Regions from separate parts of the Homo sapiens genome. Here region 2 is linked to region 1. Evidence: chromatin contacts called from ENCODE Hi-C or POLR2A ChIA-PET data. All regions are on one chromosome and are shown on one strand. Each heading gives the region's core, a stretch centred on a gene start or an enhancer-like site at or near the end of the contact. The rest is flanking DNA. Distances are from core to core; before and after follow the strand shown. Region 1 holds the start of RNF214 (ring finger protein 214). Region 2 overlaps CEP164 (centrosomal protein 164).

Region 1 (3,018 bases), core at 31-2,530:
TCAATTCTCCCAAGATATTTAGGTGTCTTCCCCAGTCTGCATACTCTACTAAGTAAACAAACTAACAAACAAAACCCTTGTTAGCCAGACAGTGGCCCCGCTAGGCAGACTCCTTCAGACTCAGTAGATCCCACCACAGATGTCAGGAAGAAAGAGAAGCAGGAGCTCCTTCTGTCTACTAGTGGCAAAGCAGCATTTTTATCCCCCAGGCTTCTGGGAAAGGAACCTTAAATGCCTTCTGAAAGCAGGTCTCAACCTCTCCCAACGGCTAGGCCTCCCTTTACAGCTCTTAATTGACAAGGAAGAAGAGAATGGGCAGCCTGGAGTCCAAGATCCTGCTCCCAAGCTACTGTCCTCGCTGTTCCACACCCGGCTCCTAGAAGCCAGCTTGGGTACCGGGTCAGTTTCCCGATTCTCCCTCCGTCGGCCTCGATCGCTCCGTGCAATGTGCCCCTCTCCTCATTAGCACCCACATTATCCAGGAATTCTGGGCCCTGGGGCCCCATCTCCTTGGTCCCCCACGCCAGGACCTCAGGCACCCTCTGTGCAGCTCCCTCATCCTCAGACGCCGGCTTCCCCCACTTCTGGGGCCCCCTGACCACCCAGGTCCAGCCCCACACCTAGTTCCCAACTCACCGGCCCCGCCGCAGCTGCCGCCGCCTCCCTGCGGAAACTCGCGGCTTCCCGGGAGCCGGAGGAGCAGTGACAGCAGCATCACTTCCGCCCGCGGCGCAGCCAATCAGCGCGGCGCCTGCGGCCCGGCGACCCCCGCGGGCCACAGCAACCGGCGCCCGGGGTCCGGCTCCCGCGGGCGGCCTACGCAGGCAGGGGCCGTGCGGGCGCTGGGGGCTGAACCCGCGGGCTCCGCCTCCCCGAGTCCTCGGGGCATCTTCCACATGGTCCCTCTTCAGAAGGCTCTCCTTCATGGCGTCCTCTGTAAAGGGCATTTCGGTTCCGACCTTTAAAAGCCACTCGTTGCTCTTCTCCTTCTGACCGCCATGGCCCCGACTGTCCCTGTAATCTTCCCAGAGGGGATCCTGCCCACCCAGGTCGCCTTCCTTCTCGCAGTCGGCTCTCCCTTCTTCCCCGCGCCCCGGGAGAGTCCACTTGTATCTCAGGGGTCTCCCGCAGCATCCCCGTGCCCCGGCGGCGCCAGCTGTCGCCGCCAGAGGGCGCCGTCGGGGGCGGCGCGGCGCCACCGCGGCCTCTCCTCTCGCGGCCGGAGCCTCGCCCCCTCCGCTCGTGCCGCCGGAAGTGGGAGGTGCCGCGCGCGGGCCGGCGCTCGACCCCTCCCCCCGTGGCTCGGCCGCCCCCTCCCCCCGCTCCGCCCGCTCAGGTGCGTCCCGTCCCTCCCCCACTTTCCTCCCGGGGGCGCGGCGCGGGAGGTGTGTGCGGGGCGAGCGTGGGTGGGGGTTGCGGGGCGAGGGCCGGGCATGGGGGTCGGGTGGGGGGCGTGGAGGGTGCTGTGAGAACCGAGGCGGGGGTCCCGGCCTAGAAGTGGGACGGGGGGGTGGCTGGCAGCGGGGTGGGGGGACCGAGGGGAAGGGGTGGAGGGGGGTCTGGTCCGAGCCAGCGGCCAGCCTAGCAGTCCCCTGTGGGGGGTGGCCAAGGCCACCCAGCGCCGCTTCCCCCCATTGTCCCCTTCCCGTCTGTCCCCTGTTCTCGCCCGAGGACCCGTGGCTCCGGCGCCCCTGCTTCGCTGGTGGTCGCCCCGGGTTGCGGAGTTCTTTTTGGTACACTCGACCCTCCAGCCAGCTGTTCCTACCCGCGCCACGGGCTCTCTAGCCACGGAGTTGCATGCATGGCCCTTGTCCTGGGGTTTCGTTCACCGGGCGCAGAGGACCCCCCAGCCCTGGGCTATGTTGGAGACGGGATGTTTGCACCTGAGGGAGCAGCAATGGCGGTTTGGGCCCATTTTCTCCCAGGAGCTTTGTATAATGAGGGAAACTGAGGCACAGAGGGTCTGTGGGCTGTGACTGAGGTGTTGACACAGCCCCATCTACCTATCTGCCCTATGCGCTCTTCAGTGTTCCGGGGGGGAATACGTGTGATGCTGTTAAAATAAAAGCAAGAATGCAAACTAACCCGATGTTCATCCCCACCTCCCAAGTATTTTGATTTTCTTTTCTCCTCATAAGGTCATAAGTTTGCTCTGCGGCATAAAAGATGACCTTTTGATTTTTAAAAAAGGCGTCCGTCCCAGTTCCCTTACTTGTGTTACCATGTTTTTTACCTTGACTTTTTCACGCTAGAGAACCCAGGATTCTTTTTTGCACCACTAGTCACTCTGAAGAGTCTGTTCTTTGCTCAGTTAGTGGGTATCAGGCCTTTCCCATCTGTGGGGAGCACGCTGACAGTAAAATATGCACCCTGGATTGCCCAGTATTGCATTACTTGTTGACTTACAGGCAGACACCTCCAAAAACTTCCCTTAAATTAATGGAGAATGCTTTGAATGTAACAGCCATAAAGTGATTTAAAAACATGAGATCTGATTGATACTAGGCCGAAAAGTACGTCTTTTATTAAAAATGATAGCAGACAAGGTAGGCCTGGGACCACTTGGAAGATCCTGGCAGACTAAGATGTATTGTTTGAAATGACTACATTTCTGCCAAAAGTGAAAATAAGATCTTTGCACAGACTCCTAGATATTTATGTAAATACAGTGACTCCTGAGGATTGCTGCCCACTAGGACACTAGGACTTTGCATACAATGTCTCTTTTAGTACTCTTAAGTATTTTCTCCCGGAGCCCAGGTTTTTGTGTTTCTTTACTGCGACAGCTCTGTTGTGTGGACATTCTGAGGGGGGAGAGATACATTTGTTTTAAACTTTGGAAACTTGTAGCCTGTAATTTGTTTCTGAATGTACAGAGCATAATGGCAGCGTCTGAGGTTGCTGGTGTTGTGGCCAATGCCCCCAGTCCTCCGGAATCTTCTAGTTTATGTGCTTCCAAATCAGACGAAGGTCTCCCAGATGGTCTAAGGTAATGTGTGGACTCCTGACTGGGAAGAT
Region 2 (3,254 bases), core at 142-2,641, 150 kb after region 1:
AAAAACGATTATAATGAATTAGACATAATACATTTCTTTCTTTCTTTCTTTTCTTTTCTTTCTTTTTTTGAGATGGAGTTTCCCTCTGTTACCTAGGCTGGAGTGCAGTGTCATGATCTTGGCTCACTGCAACCTCCATCTCCTGGGTTCAAGCGATTCTCCTGTCTCAGCCTCCCCAAGTAGCTGGGACTACAGGCATCCACCACCATGCCCGGCTAATTTTTTTTTTTTTGTATTTTTAGTAGAGATGAGGTTTCCCCATGTTGGCCAGGCTGGTCTCGAACTCTTGACCTCAGGTGATCTGCCCGCCTTGGCCCCCCAAAGTGCTGGGATTACAGGCATGAGCCACCGTGCTCGGCAAACATAATACATTTCATAATGAATTAGAAAAGTGATTATAAAATTGTTTCAAGTAATACAGAAGATCCAAGTTCTCAGCTTCCTGTAGCCTTACACAGGCAGGGACTATGGATAGTTCCCATTCACATTTTTCATGTACCTTTCCAGAAAATTTTCTGTGTACATATAAGCATATATCTATTTTCTCTTATCTTTTTTCTTCCCATAAAAATTGGGATTGTGCTACCTAAACTGCATGGTGATGTGCTCTTTAAATTTGAGAATAGGCACTTGACTTATTTCTGAGTTATTTCATTTAGATCTACCATATTCTTTTTGTTGGCTGCACAGTCTTCTGCTGTATGAATACACCATGGTTTATTTAACTGAGGACTGCATCTTAAATGAAAACAAGACCCTAGAGCCAAGTTAAGGAGAGGGAAATGGTATTTTAGGCCAGAGGCTTAGGATGTGCGATTGTCTCCCCTTTCTGAAGAATGCTGACCTTGGCTGCTTTCCTCATCTGGATCCTTTGCTTCCTTTTCTGGAGCAAAAAAGTTAAGGAAGAGGACCCTCTCTATCAAGAGGACCGTCCATCTGGGTATTTCCCCGAGGATCCCCTTTTCTCTGTCAGTGGGGGATAGTTCAGTTTCTCACAGAAATATAGGTGAAACAAGAAGGCAGAGGCCAGAAAGCCATGGTCTGCAGCCAGCCCTCCTGTCTGCTGCCTTTTTTCTTATGGTGTATGGCTGATAGCCCCGGAGTCCTTTCTGACTCAGGGCTCAGTCCCCCTATTTTTATTACTATCACCCCCACTTCATTACTCATCTTATATTTTAGTTTGTTAAATGGAGTGGGCCTGTCACCTCGACAGGTGAGAGAGGGAGATATTTGATGAGCATGGTGTGGTCTGTGGGGGAAGACAAGTTGTGAGTTGCACCCTCGAAGGGGAAAGAGGTGGGGCAGGAAAGGCTGCGTGCCCTGCCATTGTCTGCAGGCTCTGCCCGTGCTGATGTGATGAGGAGTGGCAGCCCTGGCAGGGAGCCCTTCTGCTACAGGCACCGGGAGGTACTCACAGGCAGCATTTCTATTTTTAATGTAATTTGGGGGAGCTGGGTTTTAGTTCAAGCCCTGCCCTTCCTCACCCATCCAGATGGCAGGGTTAGCCACAGCTGCTGGGGCTTAGGCTGCCAGTGGAGAGGTATGGGGGCTGTGGGCACAGGGCTGGGGACCCTACTGGGAAAGATGGAGTGAGCTGTCTCCCGCCCCACCTCTCCTGTTGACCCTGTGTCCCAGAACAGACGGGGCTCCTGTCGGTGTGACAGAAGGAGTGCAGGTCCTAGGATGGGGACTGGCACTGGCAGAGTCTTTTCTTTTTGTTTTTTACCTTAGGCTGGGGGAGAGGGAGAGGAATGTGGGAAGAGGAGCTAACATTGATGGCGTGCCTTCTTTGGGTCACGAGCTGGGCCTTACGTATATGAGCTGATTTAATCCTCACCAGAAGCCCTGTGAGTTGCAGTTTGCTATCCCATTTTATACAGTGGAGGAGACAGACTTCCTAGGCAGGAAGAGCTAGAACAAAGGGTTGACCCCAGGCCGACTACACTACTGTACCTCTGTGGAAAATATTTGAAATGATCATGAATATTTCTCCCCTCCAGGCTGGGTGACAAAGTGAGACCTTGCCTCAAAGAATAGTTCTTCCTTTTTTTTTTTTTTTTTTTTTTTAAACCAACTTGCTAAATGTCACTAGTCACCCAAGCTTTAAAATGAGATTTTTGTTCTGTTTTGTTTTGTTTTTGATGGATGATGTAATTGCTGACTGGGAAGGGGGCATCATTGTCTGCTGATGGGGCCAGGGTGCTTGCGGGGACCCTGAATGTAGCGAAGGAGCACTTTGTCTTCCTTCCTCCAGGTGCCAGGTGGTGCCCTTTTTGTCTCTGGCACAGCTGTCTCTCTCATTCTACCAGGACTCCATCTCTCCAGGACTTATCCTTTCTCATGTGCTTGCCTGTGGCCCCCGATTCTGCCCTCGTAATTTCAGCACGCTTGTCATTCACTGGCACTGCTAATCTGGGCCTCTGTGGATTTGGGGTACTCATGGATTTCTCTGCTTTCTCTGCACAGCTCACAGTGCAGGCTTCCAGCAGCAGGAGGCAGGATTTTCTTTTTCTTGTGTGTTCTCCTTCAGCCTCTGGCTCCTGACTCTCTGTGTAGTGGCTGTGGTCTTCTGCCACATCTTCCCCAGGCCTCAAGGCTGACCCAGGGAGCAGCTGTGAACCTAGCCAAAGCTTGGGGAAGCTTCACTGTGCAGTAGATCAACCTTCTGTTCTACGTCCCGTATGGTCCCATCTTCTGGAGAGCAACTTCTCAGTGCTTTCGTCTAAGCTTGAGAGCCAGCAGGAGGATGGAGGGACCCAAATGCAGTCCCTCCAACACAAACTTTTTATTGCTTCTCTCCTACAGGCCCAGCAACCACTGGGAATAGAAGACAAGGATGACAGCCAGTCCAGCCAAGATGAGCTGCAGAGCAAGCAGTCCAAAGGCCTGGAGGAGAGGTACCATAGGTGGGAGGCTATCCCCAGCGCTGTGCCTTCAGGGTGGTGTGGACTTGGGCAGAATTCTTGGCTTTGGTGGCCGGCCTGGCTCAGTGTACAGTTGCTTGGCAGCAGGTGATGAACTGGCTGGATGGCCTTGCAGGGTCTGTGTGTGCACATGCGTGTGTATATGTGTGTGCACGTGTGTGTACTGGCAATGTGTGTATATGTTTGCATGCATGAGCAGACCCTTTGTTTCTTCACCAAGATGGGAATGTGAAGTGCCACTGGGTACAATTGGCAGGACTCTGGGCACCATTGTGGGGCCAGGGCTGATGAAGCTGTGTGTGTGCCTGGTTATGGGCCAGGGCTGAAGAA

Evidence for each region. A loop is a pair of places that touch in the nucleus more often than their neighbours do. ChIA-PET counts read pairs that join two places held with the same protein, here RNA polymerase II (POLR2A).
Region 2: a loop to region 1 is called in a map of MCF 10A, with 4 times the contacts of the local background. The contact joins the enhancer-like site here to the promoter of RNF214 in region 1. A Hi-C loop is called at or near these places in 1 of 168 maps with a recorded cell type or tissue (MCF 10A). POLR2A ChIA-PET finds 5 or more read pairs at or near these places in 2 of 52 experiments (AG04449 and RWPE1).

Annotation. Positions count from the first base shown.
Region 1 is chr11:117,231,391-117,234,408 of GRCh38, forward strand. RNF214 (ring finger protein 214) reads left to right here and starts at 1,281. Exons shown (of 15, transcript NM_207343.4): 1 at 1,281-1,336; 2 at 2,877-2,989. The coding sequence starts at 2,883. PCSK7 (proprotein convertase subtilisin/kexin type 7) reads right to left here and starts at 683. Exons shown (of 17, transcript NM_004716.4): 1 at 637-683. RefSeq lists an enhancer at 481-530 and silencers at 721-870, 1,081-1,420.
Region 2 is chr11:117,377,809-117,381,062 of GRCh38, forward strand. It overlaps CEP164 (centrosomal protein 164), which reads left to right. Exons shown (of 33, transcript NM_014956.5): 12 at 2,806-2,897. Among named protein-coding and RNA genes, the nearest start is that of CEP164, 52 kb to the left of the region's middle. Within about 2 kb of position 1,392, at least 3 of the 41 ENCODE cell types and tissues checked have a DNase peak (open chromatin) inside an H3K27ac peak, as active enhancers do.